Regions from separate parts of the Homo sapiens genome. Here all the other regions are linked to region 4. Evidence: chromatin contacts called from ENCODE Hi-C or POLR2A ChIA-PET data. All regions are on one chromosome and are shown on one strand. The core of a region is the stretch at or near the end of the contact, and the rest is flanking DNA. Distances in the headings are between cores, read along the strand shown.

Evidence for each region. A loop is a pair of places that touch in the nucleus more often than their neighbours do. ChIA-PET counts read pairs that join two places held with the same protein, here RNA polymerase II (POLR2A). Pooled maps may share reads with other maps.
Region 1: a loop to region 4 is called in a pooled map, with 3 times the contacts of the local background. The contact joins the promoter of RNF8 here to the promoter of PPIL1 in region 4. A Hi-C loop is called at or near these places in 1 of 168 maps with a recorded cell type or tissue (B cell) and 7 of 50 pooled maps. POLR2A ChIA-PET finds 5 or more read pairs at or near these places in 2 of 52 experiments (MCF 10A and PC-9).
Region 2: a pooled map shows a loop between it and region 4 (4-fold over the local background). The contact joins the promoter of PXT1 here to the promoter of PPIL1 in region 4. A Hi-C loop is called at or near these places in 1 of 37 single-sample maps with no recorded cell type and 8 of 50 pooled maps. POLR2A ChIA-PET finds 5 or more read pairs at or near these places in 3 of 52 experiments (HEK293, OCI-LY7 and activated CD4-positive, alpha-beta T cell).
Region 3: a map of CD4-positive, alpha-beta T cell shows a loop between it and region 4 (2.6-fold over the local background). The contact joins the enhancer-like site here to the promoter of PPIL1 in region 4. A Hi-C loop is called at or near these places in 1 of 168 maps with a recorded cell type or tissue (CD4-positive, alpha-beta T cell), 1 of 37 single-sample maps with no recorded cell type and 6 of 50 pooled maps. POLR2A ChIA-PET finds 5 or more read pairs at or near these places in 1 of 52 experiments (activated naive CD4-positive, alpha-beta T cell).

Annotation. Positions count from the first base shown.
Region 1 is chr6:37,352,421-37,355,245 of GRCh38, reverse strand. It overlaps RNF8 (ring finger protein 8), which reads right to left and starts at 1,263. Exons shown (of 8, transcript NM_003958.4): 1 at 971-1,263. The coding sequence starts at 1,081. RefSeq lists an enhancer at 961-1,010 and a silencer at 1,311-1,410.
Region 2 is chr6:36,441,409-36,444,376 of GRCh38, reverse strand. PXT1 (peroxisomal testis enriched protein 1) reads left to right here and starts at 1,523. Exons shown (of 5, transcript NM_152990.4): 1 at 1,523-1,842. KCTD20 (potassium channel tetramerization domain containing 20) reads right to left here and starts at 1,377. Exons shown (of 8, transcript NM_173562.5): 1 at 1,266-1,377. RefSeq lists enhancers at 260-319, 925-1,024, 2,509-2,968 and silencers at 1,185-1,474, 2,633-2,702.
Region 3 is chr6:36,421,852-36,424,894 of GRCh38, reverse strand. All of the region lies in intron 3 of PXT1 (peroxisomal testis enriched protein 1), which reads left to right. Among named protein-coding and RNA genes, the nearest start is that of PXT1, 19 kb to the left of the region's middle. Within about 2 kb of position 1,539, at least 30 of the 41 ENCODE cell types and tissues checked have a DNase peak (open chromatin) inside an H3K27ac peak, as active enhancers do.
Region 4 is chr6:36,873,290-36,876,360 of GRCh38, reverse strand. PPIL1 (peptidylprolyl isomerase like 1) reads left to right here and starts at 1,558. Exons shown (of 4, transcript NM_016059.5): 1 at 1,558-1,644. The coding sequence starts at 1,589. It also overlaps a transcript of C6orf89 not described here. RefSeq lists an enhancer at 1,338-1,567.

The DNA.
Region 1 (2,825 bases), core at 14-2,513, 480 kb before region 4:
TTCCCAGTCATCACAAGCTTGTCCCTGACCCAGTTCTCCTTCTCAACCTGATTGCAATCTAACTCCCTCCTCCCTTCCCTCGTCTTTTCAAGATGCACCACGCTGGTGCATCTTGAACCGTGCCAGGAACGGTACCTCATCTTTCCCCTTAAAATATTTTTCATTTGCAACTGCATTAATAAAGACGACAGGCAGCCTCTGGAGAGAACTCTGAATACCTGCCCGACCCACCTCAGGGAGTGCCACTCGGCCGTACCGAGCCTCACAGGAGAAATGTGGCCCAGCCCAAGCCGCCCATGTTCCTCAGAGTTGGGAAGGAGGAAGACATTTCTACGTGAAAGTTTGATTGCTTTAAGGGACAAAACCCAAAATTTGCAATCGTTTTCAAAACAAACTCGAGAAAGTTCAGGCGCCGGGCCCTGCCTCGGCTTCCCGGCAGCTCGCGGCCCCCGCCACCGTTCCCCGACCTGGCACCGCGGGGCTCTGTGCGCCCTAAACGGGATCTGGCCAGCCCCCGCCCTCCCCTCCTCGACACCCCCGCATCTCCTCACGTTCCCTGCGCGTCCCTCTCCTCCCAGTCCCCGGCCCAGCTACCCGCTGACCCAGGCCTCTCTGGACGGGGCCCGCTTCTCGCCCCACAGGCCGCGGGTCAGGGCCTCCGTCCTCGCCCCAACCCTTGTGGCCCCCCCGGGCTCCCCAGAGCCGAACTCTCTTTTCTTCCTTTCTCCCACTCGGCCCCTATTTCTCCCCCAAACACCTCCCACCGCAGACCCTTCAGCCGCTCGCGCCAGAACCGCTTTCTCCCTTCTCTCCCCAGGAATCCACCCCCCCCACAGACACTTCGCTCCTCTTCCTGATGCCCGCCTCCTCTCTGCCATTCATTCAGCCCAGCAAGACACCTTCCTCCCTCCCCGGAGCCCCGCTCCCTCCAGCCCCTGCCCTCCGCTCCACAGGACCCCTTCCCCCGTACCTCGCACCCATCTTCCAGCAGCAGCCACCCGGCGCTCATCCCCACCCGCCGCAGGCACCAGCTCCGGCCACCGGCGCGGTCTCCTGTGACGAAGAAGCCGGGCTCCCCCATCGCCTACTCGACCCCGGGGGCGGTCAGCACCGAGCGAGACCCTGACCTAGGTTCTGGCTGCCTCTGTGCATCCCCTCAGCTTCCATATCTAAATAACAGACAGAAGCAATCGCCACACGCTCGCGATCGCTGCGAAAGCAGGCTCCGCTCGCCCGCCCTCGGCCAGGAAGCAGGAGCACTACGCCTGCGCAAGAGGACGGCGGCCGCCCTGGAGCAAAGAGGGTGGGTTGGGAGCCAATCCGGCCCTGGGCGGGGCGGGCGCGATTCGAGAGGTCTCCTCGCCTCACACCTTCCCTCGCCGCCTCCAGAACCATCACCCCAGTCCTAGCCGCCCCAGACTGGAACCTCTTCTCACCTTTCCTCTTTTTAAAAAAGTCATGTGAAACTATAGCCCACTTTTAAACAACTTTAAACTTTCCATCGGATTTAAGTCTGCCTAGTCTGTTGCTAAATAGTCTCTATTTTGCACGACCTACTTATATTACCGAAGTAAAAAATAAATTACACTAGGCAAATCTACAAAGACAAAGAGCACAGTTACCTGGGGCGAGGTGTGGGAGCGGGTATTGAATGCAGATGGGCTTGAAAAAATTGGAGGAAAGCGGTAATAGAAATGTTCTAAAAGTGGATTGTGGTGACAATTGTACAACTGTATAAGTTTATTAAAAAGTCATGGAAGTGTGGCCGGACGCAGTGGCTCACGCCTGTAATCCCAGCACTTTGGGAGGTCGAGACGCGCGGATCACTTGAGTTCAGGAGTTGTGACCAACCTGGCCACATGGGGAGACACCGTATCTACAAAAAAAAAAAAAAAAAAAGGAGGAAGGGAGGGAGAGAAAGGAAAAAAGAAAAAAAAGAAAAATTAGCTAGGTGTGGTGGTGCACACCTGTAGTCCGGCTACTTGGGAGGCTGAGGTGGGAGGATCACCTGACCCCGGGAGGCAGAGGTTGCAGTGAGCCGACATGGCGCCACTGCATCCCAGCCTGGGCGACAGAGTGAGACCCTGTAAAGTGAAGAAAGTGTAAACTTCCAGTGGGTGAATTTTATGGCATGTAAATTATACTCAATAAAGCTGTTAATTTTATTATTATTATTACTGATTACAGACAGGGTCTCGCCCTGTCACCCAGGCTGGAGTGCAGCCTGGAGTGGTGCGATCTCAGCTCACTGCAACCTCCGCCTCCCGGGTTCAAGAGATTCTCCTGCCTCAGCCTCCAGAGTAGCTGGGATTACAGGCACGCGCCACCACGCCCGGCTAATTTTTATATTTTTTGGTAGATACCGGGTTTCGCCGTGTCTCCTGGATTCAAGTGATCCAACCGCCTCAGCCTCCCAAAGTGCTGAGATTACAAGCATGAGCCCCCGAGCCCGGCCAATTAAAAAATTGTTTTTAAACTCAGCCTCTCCTTTGGATTTTCCATATAGTGTGATAGCTGCTGCCTGCAGTGAGTACATCCAATGGTTGAGCCCCTTTTGTCTTTTCAGTTTTCCAACACCCAGTTAACAATTTCTTTCTTCTTTCTTTCCTTCCTTCCTTCTCTTTCTTTCTTTTCTTTTTTCTTTCTCTTTTCTTCTTTCTCTCTCTTTCTTTCTCTCCTTCCTTCCTTCCTTCCTCCCTTCTTCCTCTCTTTTTTTTTTTTTTTTGCACAAGGGGAAAGAAGGAAAACAATTTTCCTAAATAAAATTCTGTCAAAAAACCAGCCGGGCTGGGCATGGTGGCTCATGCCTGTAATCTCAGCACTTT
Region 2 (2,968 bases), core at 274-2,773, 430 kb after region 4:
CTTTTCTCATATTGGCTTCTGGAGAGTCAGGGCTTCTTGTCCTACGACTGGTTTAGGGCAGGGGAGGAAAACATCGACAAAGGGTTAAGGCTGTTGGGCAGTTTTTAAAATTCCCAGCCCAGCCTAAAGGTGGTGTCTGTCAACGTGTGGTCGGTCCCTGGATCATCAGTAACAGACCAAGAGTGCAGGTGCTTGCTTAAATCCCAGACTCAGGGACCCATCACAAATCTCTAGAATCAAATTTATGGAAGAGGTGCTAGGGTACTGCAACCTTATTACTAAGGAACAATCTTCTGTTTCAGAACTATGGCCTAGGAATTGGGGTTTCAGGTGGGGGCCTTGAGCGGAAGTCCTCTGACTCTGGATTCATCACATCCGACAGACACTACTACAACACTTTGTTTTGAAGACCATTAAAAAACTACCTCAACTTCTCGCACAGCGAACAGGAACAAAACTAAGGACTCTGGGACATATTTTCATAAGCTGGTTAAACAGTTCCTTCACAGCCTTGTTTATCATGTTAGTTTGTTCACTAGATTCTTATTTAAAAATAAATCTCTTCAACTGAGGAATTTTCAGAAAGAATCACAAACTCCAAAATAGAAGAGTTTTCTCATAGTGCAGAACTGGGCTTCTAAACCTGAAGACACTGCTATAAAAAGCAAAGTTTTATTTAAAAGAAAATTGCTGGTTAAGGCTTTCCCCAGCTCTTTTGCACTCAGAGCCACGGATGAAAGCTGGCAATTTGCGGGTGGCAGGGAAGGAAGACGCGGAAACAGGGCTGAAAAGACCGAGCAAAATGCGCTCGGCTCCAGAGTTCAGGAGGAAGTCCCCACCAACTACCTAATTTTTAATGGAGCCAATTAATTGCCAGAAAAACCGCGTCTGCAAATGTTTTGCCAGTCAACACTCCAGGTTCTCGCCATTCCTCTCCGGCGGGATGAACCACCCGAGGCCTGCAAAAAGCAGTCAAGCAGTCAAGTTACACTTCAGCTGTGCCCACCACCTGGGCGCAGCGTCGCCTCCCTCCCCAGGATCACCAGACTCTGCCCTCCGCGCGGAAACAGGAGCCCATCAAGCCGCTGCCCACAGGTTCCTCGCGCCCAGCTCAGCCCCGCGGCCTTTCGACTCGGGGGTCCGAACCGCCGCCGCGTCCGGAGGAGACGCCCCCTCGGCCACAAAGGGAAGACTCGGGCCACGCCCGCCGCCACACTCTCCCTGCCCGGTCTTCGCGCCCGAAACCGTACCGCGCCGCCACTTACTCGTCGCTCCCCGCCGCGCTGTCCCGCTCGGGGCTGGAATCCGCCCGGGAGGCGCGCGCAGGCCGCGCAGCCAGAAGCCGCAGCCGGGACCGGCTGTGCCGCAGCGGCGCGCGCCCCCCGCCCCGGACCGCGCGGCCACGCGGCTGAGTCACCCAGCGCTTCACGTTAAGAGTCCCCTCCGCGCGTGGCACGCCGGGAAGGCCGTGTCTGGGGACCCCGTCCGGGGCCGCACCGTAAATGGGTGTCGCCTTTCCTCCAGTCCACTCTGCACCCAACCTCAGCGGGCGCACTTTTCTGAGTTGCGCATACCCTCTCAATTATTAAAGGTTGCAGACGGAAAAGTTAGTAGTTTTCGGAATTGTAGAATACGCTCGTGCAGCGCCAGGACGGCTAATGCTTACCCGAAAATGTGGAACCCTGATCTCCCCATGCGTGGAGCGAGGTTGGAGGTAGCGTAGTAAGAATACTGGAGTTGCTTAAACGCATTTGCTCGAAAGTCACTACCCTGGATATACATTCTGGCCAAAAGAAAGGGGGAAAAACTCCACATTTTTCTCAAATACTGAGTTTCATGAAGGTACCTGCTATTACAAAGGTGTATTACAAATTTTAAATCAACCGGAAGCAAGTTACTGGGAAAACTGTGTTATGAGTAAAAGATTTCAGCATTCAAAAAACATCTATATATGGTCCATGTCCTATGAACCAAATGCTGGAAAACCCAAAAGGAAGTTCTTATTGTCACGGTTTCTAGTGGCTTTTGTACTTTTAAAAATTACACTAGGCCGGGCTTGGTGGCTCACGCCTGTAATCCTTGCACTTTGGGAGGCCGAGGCGGGCAGATCACCTGAGGTTGGGCATTCCAGACCAGCCTGGCCAACATGATGAAACCCTGTCTCTGCTAAAAATACAAAAATTAGCCGGGCGTGGTGGTGGGCGCCTATAACCCTAGCTGTTTGGGAGGCTGAGGCAGGAGAATCACTTGAACCCAGGAGGCAACTGGGAGGTTGCAGTGAAGTTCCCTCTCAAATATATATATATATGTCTATATATACTAATTAAATATACTGATTATGCAAACTATTTGTAAATTGTTGAAAGCTCTATAAACTAATAATAGCACAAATTTTAAAATTCGAAGTCGATTCTCCTTTTCCTTACAAGAGACTCTCTGAAAACTAATTTGGAATTGGATTAGAATTGGTGTTGAAGTGGAAGGAATGTAAGAAAATAGTTTGACTCAGTAGGTTTCACACGGTTAACGGATACTTGTATAGCAAATTTGTTTTATCAGGGTCAAAAAATTTAATTTTCAAAACTGAAGACATAAATTTTTTCATTATAATTTGGTCTTAGAGGCCTAGAGGGTCATTTTCCATTTCTATTCTCCCTCGTTTATGACTATAAAGTATGCAGGACTGTATTGTGTTTATCTCAACATGGACTAGGCTGTGAGGCTGCACTCGTCATCTGTAAGTCAGTCTCACGTCCCCATGGTGACTCAGCTTCCCTGCTGCTTGCGTCAGTGGCTCTGCCCTCCCAGCACTTCCGGGCTGGCAGAAGAGCTAGATTGGAGAATCCTGTAAGGGCTCTCCTTTGCCTCTGCCAGAAGTGAGTGGCCTTTTCACTTCTGCTGACGTTTCACTGTCCTGAACTAGTCACCAGGCTCAACCTGACTGACTCTAAGAAGGCTGTGAGATATA
Region 3 (3,043 bases), core at 290-2,789, 450 kb after region 4:
AGGTTGGAGTGCAGTGGTACAGTCTCGGTTCACTGCATGCCCGGCTAATTTTTGTATTTTTAGTAGAGCCGGGGGTTTCACCGTGTTGGCCAGGCTGGACTCCTGACCTCAAGTCATCCGCCCGCCTCGGCCTCCCAAAGTACTGGGATTACAGGTGTGAGCCACCGCGACCGGCCTGGTATCCATTTTTTAGAAAGCACTGAATTGACTGAAATTTTGAATCTTCATCTGTTTTTGTATTTGTTTTTGTTTTTTTGAGACGGAGTCTCGCACTGTCACCCAGGCTGGAGTGCAGTGGCGCGATCTCGGCTCACTGTAGCTCCGCCTCCCAGGTTCACGCCATTCTCCTGCCTCAGCCTCCCGAGTAGCTGGGACTACAGGCGCCCGCCACCACGCCCGGCTCATTTTTGTATTTTTAGTAGAGACGGGGTTTCACCGTGTTAGCCAGGATGGTCTTGATCTCCTGACCTCGTGATCTGCCCGCCTCGGTCTCCCAAAGTGCTGGGATTACAGGCGTGAGCCACCGCGCTCCGCCTGAATCTTCATTTGTTAATTCCGTTGTCAACAACAATTATTCCCCAAAGTCTGAGATTGTGTCACCTATGAACACCTTCTAGGAACTTGTAATTTTTTTTAAGAGACGTAATTCACTTAACATAAAGTTCACCCTTTTAAAGTGTACGGACAGAGGGTTTTAGTATACTCACAACGTTGTGCAATCGTCGCCACTATTCTAAGATTTTATGTTTTATTGTAAACTCTTTCCAGTATGTTTTCACACTCTACCTCCTGATCCTCAGATTCCTTGTGAAGCTGATCGCTGTCTTCCGAGGCGTTCTGTGGGCGTTGCTACTTTTGCCTCAAATGCTTTCCTAATTACAGTTTCACTTCAAAAGAAGAGGCAGGTGAAGTTACTAACGCTGCTGCCCTTGATTTAGAGTTAACAACCCACTAGCTAACGTACATGCTTGTTTTCATGCCTAGAACTCCCGTTTTACCATACGCGAGTTATATGTCAAATCTCATTAGTGACTGGTAGTCTGGTGGGCCACCAATGTGCTTTCAACGCCTGCCAAACAATTAGAAACCAGGGATCTTCCAATAAAGTGCTGTCTCCCATGTCCTCCCACTTCTGGCCCAGGACACCTGGGTTGCCTTTCTGTTCAGGCAGCAGCGCGTTTCTCCCCTTCATCTTTATGATACCACTGAAGAAATGAGGGATGTGCGGAATGAGGGGGCGGTGTGAGGGGGCACGAACTTGTTATTACGGCGTCGAGAACGCCAGATAGAGTAACCAAAGACTGATAGAATAAATAACGCTGGTGTGTGTAATTCGGGAACCCGGCCTCCCTAACTCCCGCTCCCGCCAGGAGCCCGAGGCGAGCTACGCGCGCGCCGCCGCCGGCCGCGTCGCCATGTGCGCTCCCCATTGGCCACAGCTGGCCCACGTGACCTCTATCGCCTAACCTGCTCGTCCGCGCGCGCGCTTTTTCCACCACAGAAAGCCTAGGGCGGGAGCGGGGTTCTCACTGGTTGCGCGGGTCGCGCGCCCAGCTAAAGTGCGCGAGGTGGTTCCGAGGACCTGGCGGCGCTCTCTGGCGGGGAGCCTGAGAAAATGCCTAAGTACTGTCCAGAGGAAAACTCTTACTGAGGAAGCAGGAGATTGAGGAGGTCCACCTCTCCCCTCAGTGGCTTCTGTCCGGGGCTGTGACACAGACAGACTGAAAATGGAAACCACAAGGCAGGAATGTGACTCGCTGAAGCCAAGATTTATCTCTTTGGGGGCGCTCTACACATACAAACATAACTCTTCGGGGGAAAATACATAATTTTTGTATGGGGAATTCAAAGCCACATTTTCTTAGAAGAGTTGAGGGTCGTGGGAAGTCCAGAGCAACCATCCTGATACACATCATTTAAGGGAAATTAGAAACTCCTGGGGAAACAAAGATGAGTAAAAGCAAAAGGAGGCCCTGCCCACCATTGCTGTGCGGGAATGGAGTGATTTGACAAGGGGCAGAAGTGTAATAATTACTGATGGGAAAGGGCTAAATAAATAAATGCGTGTGCATGTGTGTGTAAGTAGTATAAATGGGAAATATAATTGTAGAATTCAATAGAGAGTACAGTTTAGCTTATTTTTCTCTTTAAGAGTGCTTGGAAGCTTTGCTTTTGCTTTTTTTAATTTTTTGCCTCGATGGCTCACCAACCCTTCCTCCTCTAGATATACATTTTCTTTTTTAATTCGTTCATTCATTCCAGAAATTCTAGAACCTACTATATTCCAGGCACTGTGCTAGGTACTGAGATGACAGTGATAAATAAAAACAGTACCAGTTCCTTCAGTCATGGAGCGTATGGTCTGGTAAAGGAAGCAGACAGTAGTTAATTGCACATATCAATGTTAAATATAATGTGATAAGTGCTAAGGAGAGGTCTAGATGTCATAATGGGGGATTTGACCTAGCAGGGAGATCAGAGAAGGCTTCCCTCAAGATGCAACCCCTGACATGAGACCTGAAGGGGTTAAGGGGGATGGAGGTTGCAGACAGAGGGAGCAGCTTGTGCAAGGGAGAACTGGGAGCCTCTCCCCTTCCAATTACTGCCCATCTCACCCATTTCCACTATACATACATTAATCTTGCCCCTTAGTTCTCAGGAGACATTTGTTCTCTTAATTCCAAGTTCTTAGGGAGTGCCTGGTTGTAACCTACAATGATTGTTAAAGACAGTGTTATTCAATAGGTAAGTATACATATCTAATATACATATCAATATACATTTAATATACAATACATATTAATATACAGTCTAATATGCATTATCTCTGTTGTTTTGTATAAGAAAAATATACAATGACTGTAACAAATCGTAGGATATGATATATCTCAATAGAACTAAAAGTGCTGTAGACAAAGTAGTGAGAGATCACATGATTTTGGAAGACTCAAAAAAGGCATCTTAGAGAAAGTAATTTTCAAAAATCATTGAGGTAAGATTTGGTCAGATAAAGATACAATTTAGTTAGAGCATAGGGTTCTAA
Region 4 (3,071 bases), core at 309-2,808:
TCTTTAGGGCAGGGCACTGTGTGTGTGAGACTCATCTCTGTCTCCTCAGTGCCAAGTGACTGGTAGGAGCTGCAGTAAAAGATTTAGGAAGAAAGTGATCATGATCTTGGGGGTGGCTTTTCAATATTCAGACATTGGAGCCTGGGAATGGCACATGACTCCCGAGATACACAGTAAAGAACTACATAAAGTCCAGAGAAAGGCAACTTAACAACAGACTAAACAGACCAAGGATTAAGACTTTTTCATCCAGCTCAAGGGCCACAAGGTGGGCATGAACTTGAAACTGCAGGAGGTGTAAAAATTATACTTTAGCATTTATCAGTTTAAAATGTAGTGTTCCGTTCATTATTCATTCAGCAAAGCTGAGCACCCTGTGCTCTGTACTGTGCAAGAAGAGCACAAAGATGAAGGAGGCCCAGCTCCTCTCTCAAGGAGCTGTCTAGTTTATCTTTACAACCTTGTACATCCTTATTCCTTGTTGACAATTAGGGACATTACAGTTGAACTGTCGTTAAGAGCACAAGTGCACCAGCTGTAGTACTTTAAGCAAGTTATTTAATCTGTAAGGCTCAGCTTCCTCAAAGTAAAATGGGAATAGTAATATCTACCTTGTGGGATTTTGAAGATTAAGCGTGAAAATACGCAATAAAATGCTTAGCTTGATGCCTGGCACATGGTAAACATTCAACCATCATTATTAAGTGGTGTGCAAAGCATTTACAGCGTTAAGTTTAGGTACTCTATTTCATTTTTGTCCTCCCTCCAAACATTATAGCTCCTCTAATTTGCTTCTGTTCCTCGCGCCCTGCGCAAACCCTCCTAACAACTTTCAGGTACCATCTATCCCAGCCAATGTTAAGCCTTGTTCTTGCTCTGATCCGTTTGTCCTGTTTTCTCCTGTCTCTTCCTTTCTTTATCTCCTATTTTCTTCCTGCCCCTTCCCTCTCTTTTCTCCTCAGACTCCTCGTCTTTGGATTCTGCAGGCTCAGATTTGCTTTATGACTATGGAAAAACAAGTATTAACTGCCGAGTCTATTTTCAGATCTGAAAAATGGTAATAATACTATCTACTTATAGAATTGTTTTGTGGAGTAGATGAGATAAGAAAGTGCAAGCACTGTGTACATCGTACAGCGCCTTACAAAAATTCTTTACTGGCATCTCTAAACTACCCTCTTTCATTCTCTGCCTCCCCTTCCCGTCCCTGCCCAATTGTGAGACTAAGAAATTCTTCGAATTTAATATTAGGACATAACTCCAACCAGAGCGCAGCTTTTCTGGTTGTTCCCGCCTTCCATGCCTAAACGAACCAATCAGATCGCCCAGAGTGGCGCGGTATCGCCACTTGGAGACCACCGCGAATGAAGTTTGCATTTTCCTCTGTTCTTGAGCCCAGCTTCTTCTCGTCTCCCACCCCAGCTTCCCGGCATTGGAAGAAGGGACCGTCCTCTTCCTTGTCTTGGCCACCCAAATCCTGGTATCGAAAGGGTTGAACGGACCGGAAGTGTGCAGCAGCGACGGGTCCCCAGCTAATCGACGCCGGAAGTAGCAATTACTAGACAAGCATTCCGCCGCCGGCTTCGCTATGGCGGCAATTCCCCCAGATTCCTGGCAGCCACCCAACGTTTACTTGGAGACCAGGTGAGGGGGTTCGGGCGTCTGGGGCTGGCAGAGGAGACGCGGAGCCCGGGCCTCACCACGGGTCTGCGTTCCTGGCGCGTTCCTCCGGGAGGCCGGCCTCCACGTGGAGGGGCGTGGAGCAGCGGCCGAGACGGCCCCCAGAGGGTTGAGAGGGGACCGCCATCGCCCGCGTCCAAGCTCCGCGGGGTCTTGTGCTGAGGTCTCAGCAATAGCTGCCTGATTGTCCTCCTTCCCCCAGTCCGCTCATTCATTCATTCATTCATTCAACAAACGTGTAATGAGTCCGCAAGCCAGGCATATGGAATATGAGTTCTGAGGATACAGAGGTAGATAAAACACAGACAGCCCTGCCTTTAGGAGCTTACGGTATAATGAAAGAGACAGACATGTAAACATTACGTGATAAGTAATACAGTTGTAGAAACAAATTCCAGTAAAATACAGGAAGAAGCACATTTTCCCCACTATCAAAGAGTGATGTGGTAACCAACCTGCTGGCGCCATGCCCCGCTGTATGTCATCTCATTTAGTTTAATCTTAGCAACTCAAATCATGAAGGTATTATTTAACTTTCTCCCTTTCAATATTAGCAGGAGGAAACGCCGGAATTTACAGCTTAAAGCCTTGACCAAAGCCACACAGCTAGTAACTGGAAGAACCTCGTTTGGAGCCTGGTGTGCTCGTCTCACCTTGCTAGATCCTTTAGCTCTATTCATTCCATTGCCTCTTTGGAAAAAGCTCAAAGTGATCTTTACAAAGTAGGACAAGGAAGGGATCCTGCTCAAAAAACCTTTAATAACGTCTTGCTGCTATAACAGTATAAAGTAAAAACGTATTAATCCTGACATTCAAGGTGATTTTTTTCATCTGGCCCTTGTCTACCTGCCATTCTCCCCTCAACAGCCAGGGACCAGCCAAGGTCCTCTGCCTTTCTGTTCTTGCCCATTGCTGCTTTCAGCTAAAGCAGAGTTCTGTCAGTCCTCTCTCTATTTGCTCATGCTGTTCATTTCATGCTCCCTGGCCATCTTCCCCACCTTATATGGCAAAATTCTACATCTTCAGGCTCCAACCTGTAATTTCTGAATTCTCCTGTTGGTATTTTTTAAAGTTACAAAATAAATTGTTAAATCCAAGCAATGTAGACATACAGAGTAAGAAGTGAAAGTCACCTCCTTCCTGAAAACACCATCAACAGTTTGTTGGATGATTGTCCAGACTTTTTTCTATGTACATATAAACCTCTCTCATGTTTTTTTAACAAAAAAATGGGATCATATGATCATACTGTATGTATGTTTTTTCTGTAACTTGGTTTTCTTTCACTCAGTAATTCAGGTAGCTGCCCATAGTATGGATAGTTGATATTTTAGGCATTTCCTATTTCAAGGACATTTAAGTTGCTTCCTTTTTTTTTGGCTATGACAAAT